2 separate regions of the Homo sapiens genome follow, and region 2 is linked to region 1. Evidence: chromatin loops called from intact Hi-C (ENCODE). Cell type or tissue: GM12878. All regions are shown on one strand. Links, peaks and the distances in the headings refer to the core of each region. The heading gives the core; the rest is flanking DNA. Region 1 holds the start of CDC42EP5 (CDC42 effector protein 5). Region 2 overlaps NCR1 (natural cytotoxicity triggering receptor 1).

Evidence for each region. A loop is a pair of places that touch in the nucleus more often than their neighbours do. Peaks named below come from ENCODE experiments on the same cell type or tissue, not always from the same donor. Only the 100,000 strongest peaks of a DNase experiment are listed, where the experiment ranks them.
Region 2: a loop joins it to region 1, with 5 times the contacts of the local background. A loop is called at or near these places in 5 of 110 quality-filtered maps.

What each region holds. Positions count from the first base shown.
Region 1 is chr19:54,472,622-54,480,896 of GRCh38, reverse strand. It overlaps CDC42EP5 (CDC42 effector protein 5), which reads left to right and starts at 7,601. Exons shown (of 3, transcript NM_145057.4): 1 at 7,601-7,833. In GM12878, for the core only: a CTCF peak has its summit at 2,031 (motif pointing left); no DNase peak of the experiment used is centred there.
Region 2 is chr19:54,912,248-54,923,312 of GRCh38, reverse strand. It overlaps NCR1 (natural cytotoxicity triggering receptor 1), which reads right to left. Exons shown (of 7, transcript NM_004829.7): 7 at 10,240-10,623. The coding sequence ends at 10,442. Among named protein-coding and RNA genes, the nearest start is that of NCR1, 12 kb to the right of the region's middle. RefSeq lists enhancers at 1,985-2,484, 2,485-2,986. In GM12878, for the core only: no CTCF peak of the experiment used is centred there; a DNase peak (open chromatin) is centred at 6,262.

The sequences.
Region 1 (8,275 bases), core at 22-5,021:
TCTCTCCATCGTTGCTGTTCTTGGCCGCTTTCTCCCAGGCCTCTGCCCTTCCCGCTGTTCCATCCAGAACCAGCCACATAATTGGTGGGGTCTATTGCAAATGAGAACTCGACGTCCCTTCTTCAAAACGTAAGGAATTTCAAATTGGTGACAGCTGAGCGTTAACAGAAGCGTGGTGGCCAGGCACAGTGGCTCATTCCTGTGATCCCAGCACTTTGGGAGGCCAAGGCCGGCCGATCACCTGAGGTTAGGAGTTTGAGACCAGCCTGGCCAATATGGTGAAACCCCGTCTACTAAAAATACAAAAATTAGCCGGGCGTGGTGGCACATGCCTATAATCTCAGCTAATCAGGAGGCTGAGGCAGGAGAATGGCTTCAACCCGGAAGGTGGAGAATGCAGTGAGCTGAGATCGCACCATTGCACTCCAGCCTGGATGACAGAGTAAGTCTGCATCTCAAAAAAACAAACAAACAAAATTCCATCCCAATAACCCTTAAAAAAAACTTTTGCGTTCTGACTTTATTTCTTCTTGTTTTCTTATTTTCAATGGAATTCATTCTACTGTTTTCACATTTACCATTCAGGGATATTTGGACAGAATTACATGGCCACAGGTCAACCACTATGACCATAATTCCCTTTCTAAGAATGAGGAAGGATGTGGTCAGTGGGGTTTTTTCATATTATGTTACTGCTTTGCAAGATGACACTTTTTGTTAATTTTTATTTCTTATATTTATTATTTTGGATGCTATTGTGAATGTATGAACTGTTTCTCCATTTTCGTATGTATTTATTTATTTTGAGATGGAGTCTGGCTCTGCCATCCAGGCTGGAGTGCAGTGGCACGATCTCGGCTCACTGCAACCTGTGCCTCCCAGGTTCAAGCGATTCTCCTGCCTCAGCCTCCTGAGTAGCTGGGATTACAGGTGTGCACCACCATGCCTGGCTAATTTTTGTTTGTTTGTTTTTTAGTGGAGACCAGTTTCCCCATGTAGGCCAGGCTGGTCTCCAACTCCTGATCTCAAGTAACCTGCCTGCCTTGGCCTCCCAAAATGCTGAGATTACAGGCGTGAGCCACCACGCTCAGCCTCTCCGTTTATTTAGATCTTTAACTTCTCAGCATCTTTTGTAATTTTTAGTATACACGTCCTTTATTTCTTTTATTAAATTTCTTCCCACTCATTTTATTACTTTGGAGGCTTTGTAAATAAAATTCCTCTCCTCACTTCGTTTTTAAATTATTGTTCATTAGTATACAGACACATGATTGATTTTGCTGAATGTCTCCCATCCTGCTAGGAATGTATTGCACTTTTCAACCAGAGCTTCCATTTAGTTTTAGGTTTTAATAATTTCACAGGATAGCATTGTGCTCACTGGTTGCTTCATGTAATTAATATTTCTATTAGCCAGGCGTGATGGCACATGCCTGTAATCCCAGCTACTCGGAAGCCTGAGGTAGGAGAATTGCTTGAATCCAGTAGGCAGAGGTTGAGGTTATCCGAGATCGCGCCATCGCACTCCAGCCTGGGCAACAAGAGTGAAACTCCGTCTCAAAAAAAAAAAAAAATACATACACACACACACACACACACACACACACACACACCCCTTTGTGGATTTATTGGGGTCTGGATTGCCATCCTTCAGATTTCTTGCTCTAGCCTAACGGCTCTGTTGTTGTTCAATGCAAGTTTTATTTTTTATTTTATTTACATTTTAGCAGCTTTGTTTAGCTATAATTGTTCTACTAAAAAACCCTCTCACTTAATGTACACAATTAGATGAATTTGGACACGTGCAACCCCTTGGAAGACATTCACGTGCATGCGTTGTTGGGTTTTTGCTTCTCACAAGAACGTATTTCAGGCATTTCCATCTCCACGCTACACATGGGGAAATAGAGGCTCACAGAGGAGAAAGGACGTGGTCCAGGTCACCTGTCCCTGGTCCTCCAGGCTGAGGAGCAGAGAGACCACCCACCTTGGGGCTTCAAGGGTTTGACACGTATCTTGAGTGCCCTCTTGTGGTCCCAGTGGAGAAACTCCCTGTTTAGTTCTGTTCTTTTCCATCTGTCATTCACTTTTCTCATTCAGTATTTGTTGGTCCTGTCCTGTGTGCCAGACACTGTTTGAGGCTCTAGCGGTCCATCAATATGCAAAACATCCTTGCCATCGAGGAGCTTATATTCTTTTTTTTTTTTTTTTGAGATGGAGTCTCGCTCGTCTCCCAGGCTGGAGTGCAGTGGCGCGATCTCGGCTCACTGCAACCTCCGCCTCCTGGGTTCAAGCGATTCTCCTGCCTCAGCCTCCCGAGTAGCTGGGATTACAGGCATGCATCACCACGCCCCGCTAATTTTTTGTATTTTTAGTAGAGATGGGGTTTCATCGCATTAGCCAGGATTGTCTCCATCTCCTGACCTCGTGATCTGCCCACCTCGGCTTCCCAAAGTGCTGGGGATGACAGGCCTGACCCAGAACGCCCAGCCGAGGAGCCTATATTCTTGCAGAAGGAGACAGACAGTAACCCTTGGGCATAATAAGCACATTCACAGCTTACTAGAAGGTGAAAATGATCTGGATAAATGAGAAAGTGCAGCAGTGGTCCAGTGGTCTGGAGTGTGCAAAGTTCAGCAGGGGGAACAGTGTGGTGGATGCAGACTGAGAGCCAGGGAAAGGGAAGAGGCCATGACTACCCTGAGTGAGCTGGAAGGAAACACGAATCACTCCAAGTAGAACACCCCTTCACTGAGGATTCTTCTTCCCAAACTTCCTCTAGAAAGCTGAGCTGCCACTCACCACAGGGAAGGCTCAGCCCATTAGACTTCAAACGTCCTCAGCAATTCCCTGCCCACCTCTTTCTAGGAGTCAAGATTCCTCCATCCTGATCTAGACCAGCATCTGGTGACCCCTAGAAACCTGTCCTGGAAGCCTCACAAGGCTCTTCACACTCAGTTTGTGATATGATGACCCCAGAGTTGTGCAGTGCACAACCTACGCAGCTGGACATGATGGGCCTGGCGCTCTTCCTCTGTGCTCCCACTGAGCTCTGTGCTGACTATGTCATTCCACTGGGTGGTGCCATGTCAACTTCCCTCCTCTCCTCTCAATATCCTGTAAGCTCTTTAAGGATAAGATAGGATCAAAGTTCCATCCATGTCCCTGCTACTCAGAAGAGGGGCTGAAACATTTAAAAGGGAAACGTTGGAACCCCCTCAATAGCACTAGACTTAAGAAAACAAATTGCCGGGTAGTGATGATTAGATTGCTATAAAAGTCTGAATAATTACAAAAAGATTCTAGGAACTGGTGTATAATTATGTAGGGGCACTGGCAGTATGTACTCACTGAAATCAGCTAAGGAATCATGGTGCAGTCTCAGGAACCAGCTGGGCACAGTGGCTCAGGTCTGTAATCCCAGGACTTTGAGAAGCTGAGACGCGTAGATTGCTTGAGTCTAGGAGTTCAAGACCAGCCTGGGCAACATGGCGAAACCCTATCTCTACACAGTTAGCTGGGCATGCTGGCACACACCTGTAGTCCCAGCTACTCAGAAGGATGAGGCAGGAGAATTGCTTGAACCCGGGAGGCAGAGGTTGCAGTGAGCTGAGATTGTGCCACTGCACTCCAGCCTGGGTGATACACTGAGACTCTGTCTCAGAAAAAAAAAAAAAAAAAAAAAAAGTTGGGAATGTATCCAGATGAACCAAAAAACCTAAAACCTTTCTTTGACCTTCCCTGTTCTTCCAGATACCTTATCTCTCTTTCCCTTCACAGAGGACACCCTGGGTTATCTGCTGACCCCTCCGCCTTTCCTGGCCTCCAATCTCTCTCTCTCTGGCCTTCTCCACTGCAATCTGACCTCTCCCTGCCCACCCCATTTGGGTCTGCTCTCACCCAGGCCCCCAGTGAACTCTGGATTCTTACTGAGTCCAGTGGACCTCACTCCCTCTTTTTTTTTTTTTTTTTAATCATACTTAGCCTGCTTTTGAGTCCACAAGGAAGGGACGGTGCATCTCCCACTCCAGGCTTCTGGGACACACCTCTCTCTTCCTCCCTCTTTGCTTTCCCAGGCTGCTGCCAGGGTATCATCCAGAGTTCCTTTCCCTTTTATCTCTCCATCGTTGCTCTTCTCGGCCACTTTCTCCCAGGCCTCTGCCCTTCCCGCTGTTCCATCCAGAACCAGCCACATAATTGGTGGGGTCTATTGCAAATGAGAACTCAGGATCCCTTCTTCAAAACGTAAGGAATTTCAAATTGGTGACAACTGAGCATTAAAAGAAGTGTGGTGGCCGGGCGCGGTGTCTCATTCCTGTGATCCCAGCACTTTGGGAGGCCAAGGCCGGCCGATCACCTGAGGTTAGGAGTTCGAGACCAGCCTGGCCAATATGGTGAAACCCCGTCTCTACTAAAAACACAAAAATTAGCCAGGTGTGGTGGCGCATGCCTGTAATTGCAGCAACTCAGGAGGCTGAGGCAGGAGAATCGCTTGAACCCGGGAGGTGGAGGTTTCAGTGAGCTGAGATCTCACCATTGGCACTCCAGCCTGAGCAACAGATAGAGACTCTGTCTAAAAAACAAACAAAAAGGCCAGGTGCAGTGGCTCACGCCGGTAATTCCAGCACTTTGGGAGACCGAGGCGGGCGGATCACCTGAGGTCAGGAGTTCAAGACCAGCCTGGCCAACATGGTGAAACCCCGTCTCTACTAAAAATACAAAAAGTAGCTGGGCGTGGTGGCGTGCGCCTGTAATCCCAGCTACTGGAGAGGCTGAGGCGGGAGAATTGCTGGAACCCGGGAGGCAGAGGTTGCAGTGAGCCAAGATCTTGCCTTTGACACTCCAGCCTGAGCAACAGAGTAAGGCTTTGTCTCAAAAACAAACAAAAAAAGAAAGGTGCAGGGCCCTCCGAGCATGGGTCACTGGGCAACCCATGAAGCTGGCCCTGCTTTGGCCCCGCCCCCTCCCAGGACCTGACCTCTGAGGGGCACTGTGGTAGCAGAATAGCCCCACCCACCCCCGCACATGCAAGATGTCCACGCACAAATCCCTGCGACCCGTGAATAGGTCTGCAGATGCACTTAAAATTGTGGATCTTACGTCAGGGAGATTATCCTGGCGTGATGGTTAGTTGTTGTTGTTGTTGTTTTGGTTTGTTTGTTTTTTGGGTCTCGCTCTATCGCCCAGGCTGGAGTGCAGTGGCGGGATCTCGGCTCACTGCAAGCTCCGCCTCCCGGGTTCACGCCATTCTCCTGCCTCAGCCTCCCGAGTAGCTGGGACTACAGGCGCCCGCCACCATGCCCGGCTAATTTTTTGTATTTTTAGTAGAGACGAGGTTTCACCGTGTTAGCCAGGATGGTCTCGATCTCCTGACCTCGTGATCTGCCCGCCTCAGCCTCCCTAAGTGCTGGTGCTGGGATTACACACGTGACAAATAGATCTCTTATATACATATCTCTTTTTCTTTTTTTCGTCTTTTTTTTTTTTTTTTTTTTTTTTAGAGCGAGTCTTGCTCTGTTGTCCAGGCTGGAGTGCAGTGGCTCGATCTGGGCTCACTGCAACCTCCGCCTCCTGCGTTCAAGCGAGTATCCTGCCTCAGCCTCCCGAGTACCTGAGACTACACACCACTGCGCCCAGCTGATTTTTGTATTTTTTTAGTAGAGTCAGCGTTTCACCAAGTTGGCCAGGCTGGTCTTGAGCTTCTGACCTCAAGTGATCCACCCGCCTTGGCTTCCCAAAGTGCTGGGATTACAGGCGTGAGCCACTGCACTTGGCCTTTATATATATCTTAACGTATGTACATAATACATGTAATGAACCACTGGCACATGCTGCACACGGATGAACCTGCTTATGTGAAGGAAGTCAGATAGGTAAGGCTGTATGATGTGTGATTCCATTTATGCGAATGTCCAGAAGAGGTAATCCATGAATCAGAAAACAGGGGAGTGGTTTCCAGGGGCTGCAGAGAGCGGGGCATGGGAGTGACCGCTTAATAGGGTTTTCTTTAGGGGTGATGAAAATGTTTGGGAACTTGATAGAAAGGATGGCTACACAATTACCAGTGTACCAATTAGGTATGTTCCATTGGGAATGTACTAAATGTCACTGAACTGTACACCTTAAGATGGTTAATTCTGGCCCGATGCAGTGGCTCACACCTATAATCCCAGCACTTTGGAAGCCGAGGCAGGCGGATAACCTGAGGTCGGGAGTTCGAGACCAGCCTGACCAACGTGGAGAAACCCCGTCTCTACTAAAAATACAAAATTAGCTGGGCGTGGTGGCAGGCACCGGTAATCCCGGCTACTCAACAGGCTGAGGCAGGAGAATCGCTTGAACCTGGAAGGTGGAGGTTGCAGTGAGTGGAGATCGCGCCATTGCACTCCAGCCTGGGCAACAAGAACAAAACTCCGTCTCAATTAAAAAAAAAGAAAAAAAAAAGATGGTTAATTTTATGTTATGTGAATTTTACATCAATAAAAAATACTTAATAAAAGTCTGTAACATATATATATATATATATATAGTTTTTCTGATTACTGAGTTTCTGGTGACCACTGCCCCCTCCCCCCTTAAATTTTGCTGTGGGTGCTGAGTCCTGACCTGCTTCACTCCATCCCCTGCGGGGACCCCAGTGGGAACTTTCTAACACCTGGATCTTTCCCTGCCATTCCTCCGCGGTCCCCCCACGCCTGCAGGGCAAACTGAAGCTCCCAGTGGCTTTCAAGCTGGCTTCTCCAGGCAAATCAAACTCCACCTGGTGTCTGAGAACCCTCTGCCCCACCCAGCTTCCCCATTCTGCTCCGATATCCATCCTCCTCTCCTGGGCTCCATCAACTCTCACTCATCCTTAAGACCCAGCTCAAGGCTGCTTCCTGTTATCGCAAATTGACTGTCTTCTCTCCAGCACTACAACCCCAGCCCCAGCTAGGGGTAAAACCACTGACCTAGCCTCCCACCTGGGCCTCCCCTTTCTCTCACTGAGCTGCCTCCTACCTGGGCTTCCCTCTCCCTCTCCCTCTGACCCTGACCCAGGCTCCAACCTGCATCTCCACCTCCCTCCCGCTGACCCAGCCTCCCACCTGGGCCTCCACCTCCCTCCCACAGACCTAGACTCCCACCTGGGCTTCCCACCTTCTTCCCACTGAGCTGCATCCTGCCTTGGGACTCTGCTCTCCCCCTCCGCTCTCTCTCCCTGCCCGCACCGCCCTGAAGGAATTGCCCTAACACTCAAACCTCACTCTCTTGTCATCAATAGACACTGGTGCTTAGAATGAGATATGAGCTTTCTATGACGGAGTGGCTCCAGGCAGGGAGGTTCATCTAGGGGACGCCGCAGCAAAGCCAGAGCTGCCCCTCTCAGACACCCTCCATGCTCTTCATCCTCCTGCTGCTTTCACTGTCTGACCTGCCTCTCTTCTCTCTTTCTCTCTCTCTCTCTCCCTCTCTCTCTCTCCATACAGCTGCAATCTGGAAGAAATTACTCTTCTAAACAGCCAGACTTCCCCAGTTTCAGGAAATTCCAAGCTGTGCAGGGGAGGGGCCAGGCTGGGGGCGCGCCCTGTCCAGCCCCACCCCCTCTGCCAGTTCCCCCTGCACACTTAGTCCTGGCCTCCTCCCGCCCCCACACTCCGCCCAGAGGGGCCTCAGCTTTTCCACCACTGCTTTCTAGTCCTTTAACTCCTAGAGGCAAACTTTTGGGGGATAAGAAAGCCTGGGAGGGGCCTGTGCCAAAACCCTCTCTGCCTGGGGACTGGGCGGTGATTCCGCTTCTGCCTGGGCTCCTGCCATGGCCCCCGAGAGGGGCTGACACTTTAGCTCCCGGTGCAGGTAAAGGGGCCTTATGCCAGGGCTTGCCAGGGGTGGGGCCTGGACTCCTGGGTCTGAGGGAGGAGGGGCTGGGGGTCTGGACTCCTGGGTCTGAGGGAGGAGGGGCTGGGGGTCTGGACTCATGAGTCTGAGGGAGGAGGGGCTGGGGGGTCTTGACTCCTGGGTCTGAGGGAGGAGGGGCTGGGGGCCTGGACTCCTGGTCTGAGGGAGGAGGGGCTGGGGGGTCTTGACTCCTGGGTCTGAGGAAGAAGGGGCTGGGGGTCTGGACCCCTGAGTCTGAGGGAAGAGGGGCTGGGGGTCTGGACTCCTGGGTCTGAGGGAGGAGGGGATGGGGCCTGGATTCCTGGGTCTGAGGGAGGAGGGGCTGGGGGCCTGGACTCCTGGGTCTGAGGGAGGAGGGGATGGGGGCCTGGACTCCTGGGTCTGAGGGAGGAGGGGCTGG
Region 2 (11,065 bases), core at 3,191-8,190, 440 kb before region 1:
TGTGATCATAACTTATGTGATCAACCCACGCATTGACAAACGGGCCAGATAGTTCATATGCTTGGCACTGTGGGCCCCGCGGTCTCTCATCAGCTCTCAGCTGTGCCTTTGGACATGGAAGCAGCGCAGGGCCTGGCTGGCACCTGCGGAGGCTTCCCAGAAACAGCTCGTGGGCCATGGGCAGCCAGCCCTGTTCTAATCTATCCTGTTACTCACAAAGCACAAGCTTACAGTCACTGTTGCCTTTAATTCAGAAGATGGCCCTGCCTCACGCTGGTTCTGCTCGGCTCCCACGGGCCGCCTCCTACTCTCTGTGTGTGTGTGTATGTGTCTCTCTCTCTCTCTGTCTCTGTGTGTCTCTCTTTGTTTCTCTGTGTCTGTCTTTTTGTCTCTCTGTCTCTGTGTCTGTTTCTGTGTGTGTGTCTCTGTGTCTGTCTGTGTTTCTCTGTGTGTGTCTCTGTCGCTGGGCGTTTCTATCTCTGTCTTTGTATGTGTCTCTCTGTTCTTTCGTTTTTTTTTTTTGTTTTTTTTTTTGAGACGGAGTTTCACTCTTGTCGCCCATGCTGGAGTGCAATGGCGTGATCTCAGCTCACTGCAACCGCGCCTCCCAGGTTCAAGTGATTCTCCTGCCTCAGCCTTCCGAGTAGCCGGAATTACAGCCCTGTGCCACCATGCCTGGCTAATTTTTTGTATTCTTACTAGAGACGGGGTTTCACAATGTTGGCCAGGCTGTTCTCGGACTCCTGACCTCAGGTGATCTACCCGCCTCAGCCTCCCAGAGTGGTGGGATTACAGGCGTGAGCCACCGAGCCCAGCCTGTCTGTCTGTTTCTGTGTGAGTCTGTGTGGCTGTCTCTGGGAGTCTCTGTGTATGTCTCTGTCTCTCTCGCCTCCCCGTTTCTCTCGGCTTCCCATTGCCATGGCAAACACAGCTTTTCCACACCCTGTATTTGGTCATTCATAGAAAATGCATAGAAGTCACTCCGCAATTTTCCTTAAGAATGAAAAGTTGTCACCATGATGTTAGCACTGGCTTCCAGGCGCTGCCAAAAGGGACTGACCCCTCTCCTCACTTGGCTCTCCACGCTTGCGGTAGGTGATGAGACTATTTTAATAAGAGCAGCCAGGCGCTGTGGCTCACACCTGTAATCCCAGCACTTTGGGAGGCCGAGGCGGGCGGATCACCTGAGGTCAGGAGTTCGAGACCAGCCTCAACATGGAGAAACCCCGTCTCTACTAAAAATACAAAATTAGCCGGGTGGGGTGGTGTATGCCTGTAATCCCAGCTACTCGGGAGGCTGAGGCAGGAGAATCGCTTGAACCCGGGAGGCGGAGTTTGCGGTGAGCTGAGATTGTGCCACTGCACTCCAGCCTGGGCAATAAGAGCAAAACTCTTGTCTCGAAAAAAAAAAAATAAGAGCATTGATATGGGGAAAGTTGTCATGGTCCCAGGCACAAAAACACGGGCATATGGCTAATGCTTTAGGTTGAAAGCTTGTATGACAAAGTTTTCTTTTCTTTTTTTTTTTTTTTTTTTTTTTGAGATGGAGTCTTGCCTCTGTCGCCCAGGCTGGAGTGCAGTGGTGCGATCTTGGCTCACTACAACCTCTGCCTCCTGGGTTCAAGTGAGTCTTCTGTCCCAGCCTCCGGAGTAGCTGAGACTAGAGGTGTGCGTCACCATGCCTGGCTAATTTTTGTATTTTTAGTAAAGACGAGGTTTCACCATGTTAGCCAGGCTGGTCTTGAACTCCTGACCTCAGGTGATCTGCCCGCCTTGGCCTCCCAAAGTGCTGGGATGACAGGCGTGAGCCACTGTGCCTGGCCTGACAAAGTTCTTTTTACTAACCCAAACCTGGAGGTTGAGTGGCTTCAGCACTGAATGATCCCATGAAGGCCCTCATTTATCTTGCTGTTGAGCATTGCTGTCTTTCGTGAGCCCTTGTCAAGATAAGTCTTCTCAAATGCTCGAGATCACTGTGGTGTTTAAGGCTACAGTCAGCTGGTAGTAATGCAGGCTGTGGGTGGTAACAGTGTTTAGCGGGATACAGCTCACACCGATGGGAAGGGTGGTAGAGACAGCGTGAATAAAGGAAGTGGTCAGGTGATGAGAGGTAGGGCTGAGTCAACATTTAGGGTTCTACATGCACATGAAGTTCCCGTGTAGAATTTGCTAAAAATAAAGACACAAAGATAGTAGGTAGAGGCTGGGAGTGAAAACATCTGGGTCGGACTCTGCTGCATATTTAATTGAAGTTTTTTTCCCCTAAATATTTTATCTACTTAAAAATTTTGATTTTGTTTAAGATAGTAGTCTTTTTTTTGGTGGGGTGGTGGGGCGGACAGAGTCTCACTTGGTTGCCTAGGCTGGAGTGCAGTGGCGTGATTTCACCATGTTGGCCAGGCTAGTCTCAAACTCCTGACCTCAGGTGAGCCACCCGCCTCGGCCTCCCAAAGTGCTGGCATGACAGGCGTGAGCCACCGTGCCCAGCCAAGATGGTGGTGGTGCTGTGTTGCCCACAGCCGGGTTGGAGTGCAATGGTGCGATCTTAGCTCACTGCAGCCTTAAACTCAAGGAATCCTCCCACCTGAGCCTCCTGAGCTGGGATTACAGGTGCATGCCAAACATGCTTGGCTAATTTTAAAATATTTTATAGAGATGGAGTCTTGCTGTATTGACCAGGCTTGTCTTGAACTGCTGGCCTCCAGTTATCCCCTTGCCTTCGCTTCCCAAAGTGCTGGGATTACACGCGTGAGCTGCCACACTGGGCTCTTACCCACTTACCAGTAATAAACACAGAACTCCTAAAGTGCTGTGATTACGGCGCCTGACCAGCCTTAATTACCTCTGAAAAGCCCTGTGTCCAAATAGAGTCACATCTGGGGTAGGGCTTGTACATGACGTTTGGTGGGACCAATTCAGTCCGTAGCAAGGACTGTCCTGTGTATCACGTGATGTATAGCAGCACCCCTGGACTTGGATGAGCCTGAGCCTGCCCCCACTGCAACTCGTGACAACCAAAAAACCTCTCGGGATGTGGCCAGATACCCCCATGGGGACAAAATCACCCCCAGTTAAGAATGGCTGGCTCAGCCATTCACAATTGCAAAGATGTGGAACCAACCGAAGTGCCCATTGAATAATGAGTGGATTGTGGGCGGCAAGGCACCCAGGCACCGAGGCAAGAGACAGAGGACACGAGCTGTTCCAGTATAATAAAATATAAAACAAGAATTGTTATACCAGATATAGATCTTAGATATGATTATATATGAGTATCATTAATCATTAGCCGGTAGCAATTACTTTTTATTCCAATATTATAATAATCCTCACTCTATAATCATAGCCTAGGAAAAACCAGGCCATACAGAGATAGGAGCTGAGGGGACATAGTGAGGTGTGACCAGAAGACAAGAGTGCGAGCCTTCTGTTATGCCCGGACAGGGCCACCAGAGGGCTCCTTGGTCTAGCGGTGACGCCAGCGTCTGGGAAGACACCCGTCACCAAGCGGATCATGGTCCAGCGGTAGCAAAAGGTGTCAATTAACAACACCCGCTACTTAGCAGACCGGGAAAGGGGCAGCGGGTGGGGGGGGGGGTCTCCCTTTCCCCGGGGGAGTTTAGAGAAGACTCTGCTCCTCCACCTCTTGTGGAGGGCCTGACATCAGTCAGGCTCGCCCGCAGTTATCCGGAGGCCTAACCGTCTCCCTGTGATGCTGTGCTTCGGTGGTCACGCTCCTAGTCCGCCTTCATGTTCCATCCTGTACACCTGGCTCTGCCTTCTAGATAGCAGTAGTAAATTAGGGAAAGTACTAATAGTCCCTGATATGCAGAAATAATGGCGTAAGCTGTCTTTCTCTCTGTCTCCTCTCCCTCTCTGCCTCGGCTGCCAGGCAGGGAAGGGCCCCCTGTCCAGTGGACACGTGACCCACGTGACCTTACCTATCATTGGAGGTGACTCACACTCTTTACCCTGCCCCTTCTGCCTTGTATCCAATAAATAACAGCGCAGCCAGACATTCGGGGCCACTACCGGTCTCCGCGCATTGGTGGTAGTGGTCCCCCGGGCCCAGCTGCCTTTTCTCTTGTCTCTTTGTCTTGTGTCTTTATTTCTACACTCTCTCGTCGCCGCACACAGGGAGAGACCCACCGACCCTGTGGGGCTGGTCCCTACAGTGGATAAAGAAAACGTGGTGTCTATGTACCATGGAATACTATTCAGCCATTAGAAGGAATGAAATAATGTCATTTCCAGCAATTTGGATGGAGCTGGAGGCCATTATTCTAACAGGAGTAGAATCCATATGTTCTCACTTTTTTTTTTTTTTTTTAAGACAGTTTTGCTCTTGTTGCCCAGGCTAGAGTGCAATGGTGTGATCTTGGCTCACCGCAACCTCCGCCTCCTGGGTTCAAGCGATTCTCCAACCTCAGCCTCCCTAGTAGCTGGGATTATAGGCACGTGCCACCACACCCAGCTATGTATTTTTCTATTTTTAGTAGAGATGGGGTTTCACCATGTTGGCCAGACTGGTCTTGAACTCCTGGCCTCAGGCGATACACCTGCCTCAGCACCCCCAAAGTGATGGGATTACAGGCGTGAGCCACCGCCACCGTGCCTGGCTCTGTATGTTCTCAGTGGGAGCTAAGCTGTTGGTACACAAAGGCAGAGTGATGTAATGGGCTTCAGAGTCTCAGAAGGGGGAGGGCAGAAGGGAGGCCACAGATAAAAAACTACACATTAGGCCAGTGTGGTCGCTCACGCCTGTAATCTCATCACTTTGGGAGACCCAGGCGGGCCGATCACTTGAGGCCAGGAGTTCGAGACCATCCTGACCAAGATGGTGAAACCCTGTCTTTACTTACTAAAAGTACAAAAAATTAGCCAGGCATGGTAGTGGGTGTCTGTAATGCCAGCACTTTGGGAGGCCAAGGTGGGAGAATCGCTTGAACCCGGGAGGCGGAGGTTGTTGCAGTGAGCTGAGGCCACGACACTGCACTCCAGCCTGGGTAACAGAGCGAGACTTGGTCTCTAAATAAATAAAATAAAGGGCTCAGACTCTATCTCAAAAAATAAATGAATAAGGCCGGGTGCGGTGGCTTACACCTGTAATCCCAGCACTTTGAGAGGCCGAGGCGGGAGGATCACGAGGTCAGATCGAGACCATCCTGGCTAACATGGTGAAACCCCGTCTCTACTAAAAATACAAAAAATTAGCCGGGCTAGGTGGCGGGCGCCTGTAGTCCCAGGAGAATGGTGTGATCCCGGGAGGCGGAGCTTGCAGTGAGCAGAGATCGCGCCACTGCAGTCCAGCCTGGGCGACAGAGCAAGACTCTGTCTCAAGAAAAATAAATGAATAAAAACAATAAGAAAGAAAAATAGCCACGTCTTACGTAGGCTGAGACTGGAGAGTTTCCGTGGACTCGTAACCCTGCCTTTGTCCCTGCACTGAAGGGTGTAAGGTGGTTGCTTTCTGCATGAGCCAGTGTTTCTCAGCCTTGGTGCTGCTGCCATCTGGGGCTGCCCTGGGCATTGTAGGAAGCTGAGCAGCACCCCTGGACCCTACCTACCAGATGCCAGTAGAACCCCTCCCCAAGTCATGACAATTAAAAATTACCATGGGCATTGCCAAATGTCCCCTGGAGTGGAGAGCAAAATCACCCAGCAGAGAACTGCTAGGCTAGAGAGGTGCAGGATCCTAGGCTGGGTGCGGGGGCCTGTAATCCTCGCACTTTGGGAGGCCAAGGTGGGCGGATCACATGAGGTCGGGAGTTCAAGACCAACCTGGCTAACATGGTAAAACCCCCATCTCCACTAAAAATACAAAAATTAGCCAGGCGTGGCGGCACATGCCTGTAGTCCCAGCTCCTTGGGGGGCTGAGGCAGGAGAATCGCTAGACCCCAGCAGGCAGAGGTTGCAGTGAGCCAAGATGGCACCACTGCATTCCATCCTGGGCGACAGAGCAAGACTGTAGTTTTTTTGTTTTTGTTTTTGTTTTTTTTTGAGGAGTCACAGTCTGTCACTCAGGCTGGAGTGCAGTGGCGCAATCTCGACTCACTGCAACCTCTGCCTCCCGGGTTTGAACGATTCTCCTGCCTCAGCCTCCCGAGTAGCTGGGATTGGCTCTGGTGGTGGAGGTGCCTGCAAACCTGTTGGTACTGTAACCGTCAGAAAACGAGTAGCAAGAAGTGTCCGAGAAAGCCAGAGAAGTGAGTCCTTCGAGGAGGAAGTGGTCAACGTGTCAAATACAACTGTGGGGGAGCAATAATGAGAAGGGCTGAAAAGGGTCACTGCATGTTCCAGGAAGGAAGCTCATTAGTGTTGGTCACACAGACAGCTTCAGAGGAAGTGTGGGGAGAGAAGCCAGTTTCTAGCGGGTGGGGAGCACAGGTGAGAAGTCAGAACAAAGGCCACCAGTGTGGGTTATGTCTTAGGGAGCGTGGGTCTTCTGGCTGGGCGCGGTGGCTCAGTAATCCCAGCGACTCTGGAGGCTGAGGCAGGAGAATCGCTTGAACCCGGAAAGCGGAGGTTGCAGTGATCCGAGATTGCAGCACTGCACTCCAGCCTGGGTGTGCAGAGCGAGACTCAAAAAAAAAAAAAAAAAAAAAAAAATAGAACAGTTGATCTCCTAGAAGTGAGAGTAGGTGGAGGTTATCAGGGGCTGGGGGTGGTAGGAGAGGAAGATGTTGGTCAAAAAGCACAAGTAGCTGGGTGTGGTGGCTCACGTCTGTAATCCCAGCACTTTGGGAGGCCAAGGCGGGTGGATCACCTGAGACCAGGAGTTTGAGACCAACATGGAGAAACCCCGTCTCTACTAAAAATACAAAAATTAGCCGGGCGTGGTGGCACGCACTTGTAGTCCCAGCTACTCGGGAGGCTGAGGCAGGAGAATCGCTTGAACCCGGGAGGCGGAGGTTGCAGAGTCAAGATCGCGCCACTGCACTCCAGCCTGGGTGACAGAGCAGGACTTCGTCTCAAAAAAAAAAAAAAAAAAAAAGCACAATATTCAGTTATAAGATGAGTTAGTTCTGGGGGTCTGATATATGGGATGGCGATTATGGTTAACACAAGCAGCTTTTAAATGTCTTTACCCCTGCTCCCCGTTACCAGCCAAAGCTGTGAAGTTCCAGGCCCTTGGTGTTTCGAACAAAGAATTGGGTGTGATACACACACATAGCAAAGCGGCATAAGTTTATTAAGCATAGGATTACACTCTTGGAGAGGGGAGAGCAGGCGGACCTCTGCGAAATGAGATCGGCATCAGCTCGCTGTACTTTGGGTCTTTTTTTTTTTTTTTCTTATTAGGAATATACAACCATTTATTCACTGTTCACTAGTATTTACAATAAAGTGAACAAAATACAGTTCAATAACATTCAGATTACCACAAAGTTGTGTTTCCTGGCTTTTACTGAACCAGTAAAGCAGATACTGAAAAGACTGAGCCTATGTGGTTTTTTTTTTTTTTTTTTTGAGATGGAGTCTCGCTCTGTCGCCCAGGCTGGAGTGCAGTGGCACGATTTTGGCTCACCGCAACCTCCGCCTCCCAGGTTCAAGCGATTCTCCTGCCTCAGCCTTCTGAGTAGCTAGGATTACAGGTGCCTACATGTAAGGAATGAGTTGGGGTAAAGAAAAAATACGCGAGTCAGCAGTTTATTTATTTTGAGAGGGAGTCTCGCTCTGTTACCAGGCTGGAGTGCAGTGGTGCAATCTCGGCTTACCACAACCTCTGCCTCCCGGGTTCAAGTGATTCTGCTGCCTCAGCCTCCCGAGTAGCTGAGATTACGGGTGCAAGCCACTGCGCCTGGCTAATATTTTGTATTTTTTAGTAGAGATGGGGTTTTACCGTGTTGGCCAGGCTGCTATTTAATGGAAAAATCAGATTTAGAGAATAAATTTGACCGGCATGAGGCACCAGAATAATGGGAGGGCGTGAGGACCCATGCGATGAGTATATAAATGGGTTGATAAGTAGAAGTTCTCAGGGAGGAAAGCGATGGTGGTGTCCAGACAGCATTTCAAGACCCCTAGTGAGAAGTCTCAAGTTGCAGGCTGTGCCACAGCCCCGTATATACATTCACTCATTTGATATATATTTCCCGAGAACCCCGTTATAGTTGCGGGAGCTGTGAATGCAGCCACTAAATCTGACATAGATCAATTCACACGAGTTCACGGTAGAGGCAGGAAAATGGACATGCATGCCGAATCAGGGTTCAAGTGCTGTTACAGGGAATTAACAGGTGCTTTGGGATGAGGAAAGTGTTGTCTTGGCTGGGCGCAGTGGCTCACGCCTGTAATCCTAGCACTTTGAGAGGCCAAGGCGGGGGGATCACCTGAACTCAGGAGTTTGAGACCACCCAGGGCAACATGATGAAACCCTACCTCTACTAAAGATGCAAAAAAAATTAACCGGGTGTGGTGGCGCGCGCCTCTAGTCCCAGCTACTTGGGAGGCTGAGGAAGGAGAATCGCTTGAGCCCCAGAGGCGAAGGTTGCAGTGAGCTGAGATTGTGCCACTGCACGCCAGCTTGGGCTACAGAGTGAGACTGTCTCAAAAAAAAAAAAAAAAGTGCTATCTTTGTGAAGTCGGAGTTGTGGAAACTCTTGGAGGAAATGATATCTCTGCAGAGCCCTGAAGAACAAGGCAAGGTGTGGATAAAGAAGCAAAGATGGTGGCCGGGTACGGTGACTCACACCTGTAATTCCAGCACTTTGGGAGGCCGAGGCTGGTGGATCACCTGAGGTCAGGAGTTCAAGACCAGTCTGGCCAACATTGTGAAACCCCATTTCTACTAAAAATACAAAAATTAGCCGGGCGTGGTGGTGCATGCCTATAATCCCAGCTATTCAGGAGGCTGAGGCAGGAGAATCATTTGAACCCTGGAGGTGGAGGTGGCAGTGAGCCAAGATTGCACCACTGCATTCCAGCCTGGGTGACAAAAGTGAAACTCGGGGGAAGGGATAGCATTAGGAGATATACCTAATGTTAAATGACGAGTTAGTGGGTGCAGCACACCAACATGGCACATGTATACATATGTAACTAACCTGCACGTTGTGCACATGTACCCTAAAACTTACATTAAAAAAAAAAAAAGTGAAATTCTGTCCCAACAAAACAAACAAAAAAAAAGAAAAAAAAAAAAAAGGAAGAGAAGATGGAATAATTCTGTGGTTAGAAGGAATTGGGGTATGGTTGGGATGCAGCCAGGAGTCACTTATTTTTTTTTTTTCTTTTTTTTTTTGAGACAGAATCTTGCTCTGTCACGTAGGCTGGAGTGCAGTGGTGCGATCTTGGCTCCCTGCAGCCTCCGCCTCCCGGGTTCAAGCTATTCTCCTGCCTCAGCCTCCTGAGTAGCTGGGATTACAAGCACACGCCACCATACCTGGCTAATTTTTATATTTTTAGTAGAGATGTGGTTTCACCATGTTGGCCAGGCTGCTCTCGAACTCCTGACCTCAGGTGATCCTCCCACCTTGGCCTCCCAAAGTGCTGGGATTACAGGCATGAGCCACCGTGCCTGGCCGAGTTTTTGTATTTTTAGTAGAGATGGGGTTTCATCATGTTGGCCAGGCTGGTCTCGAACTCCTGACCTCAGGTGATCTGCCCGCCTCAGCCTCCCAAAGTGTTGGGATTACAGGTGTGAGCCACCGTGCCTGGCAGGATTCACTTATAAAGCTGCTTCTCTACAACTGGTTGTTGCCACAATGCCTCCTGAACCATTTGATACAGACCTATTCTATATTGGTTATTAACTATTTTGAATGGCTTCCTGCAGAGAAAGGAAAGAAAAAAAGACCAAAGTAGGAAAAAAATATTTCCATGGCCATCCTGTTAAAGAAGGAGAGATCTTTTCAGAAAAGACCAGAGTGGTTAAAAGTATGGTTTGCAGTAAGTGGTACAAAAATAGTTAGAGCCTAGAAGAGACCATAGGATTTGTCTACAGAAGAAATTCAGTGGCTGGGCGCAGCGGCTTATGCCTGTAATCCCAGCCCTTTGGGAGGCCAAGGCGGGGAGATCACTTGAGGTCAGGAGTTCGAGACCAGCCAACAGGGAGAAACCCCGTCTCCACTAAAAATACAAAATTAGCTGGGGTGGTGGCACATGCCTGTAATCCCAGCTACTCAGGAGGCTGAGGCAGGAGAATCACTTGAACCCGAGGGATGGAGAGCTAGAGGTTGCAGTGAGCCAAGATCGCGCCATTGCACTCCAGCCTGGGCAACAAGAGAAAACTCTGTCTCAAAAAAAAAAAAAAAGAAATTTAGCATGTAGTTCTCCCACCCTCTGCATCGTCCGGGATGCTCTGACAAATGGAATGCCAGTGTCCCTCTTTCCCTGCAGTGACTCCCTCCTCCGTGGGTCCAACACAGAGCTCACGCCGCCCAGGCTCAACACCAGCTTTCAGATCCACCCATGGCCACTGTGTCTCATGGTCATTCTTCAAAGAGTCTGTGTGTTCAGCCTTCTCCTGCCTTCCCAAGTGGAAGCTCTGCTGGCTCGCTCTCTAGTCCTCTTCCTGCTGAGCCAGTCTTCAACCAGGAACCACACTAGAGCCACCAGGACTAGAAAGGCCAGGCCCATCCGAAGGAGATTCTGGGCAGTGTGATCCCAGAGGGCATGGTCTGTAGGCAGGAGAACAGGGTGATCGCTGACAGGGATGTAAGGACACCCTCTTTTTTTTTTTTTTTTTTTTTTTTTTTTTTTTTTTTTTTGAGACAGAGCCTCAGTCTTGTCGCCCAGGCTGGAGTGCAATGGCACGATCTCGGCTCACTGCAACCTCCACTTCCTGGGTTCAAGCTATTCTCCTGTCTCAGCCTCCCAAGTAGCTGGGACTACAGGCACACGCCACCACGCCTGGCTAATTTTTTTGTATTTTTAGTAGAGATGGGATTTCGCCATGTTGGCCAGACTGGTCTTGAACTCCCGACCTCAGATGATCTGCCCGCCTCGGCCTCCCAAAGGGCTGAGATTACAGGTGTGAGCTACTGCGCCTGGCCAAGGACACCCTCTTGTTCCCATTTAGATTCCCTTCCTAGGTCTACTCTATGCCCAGCCCCTTCCTTC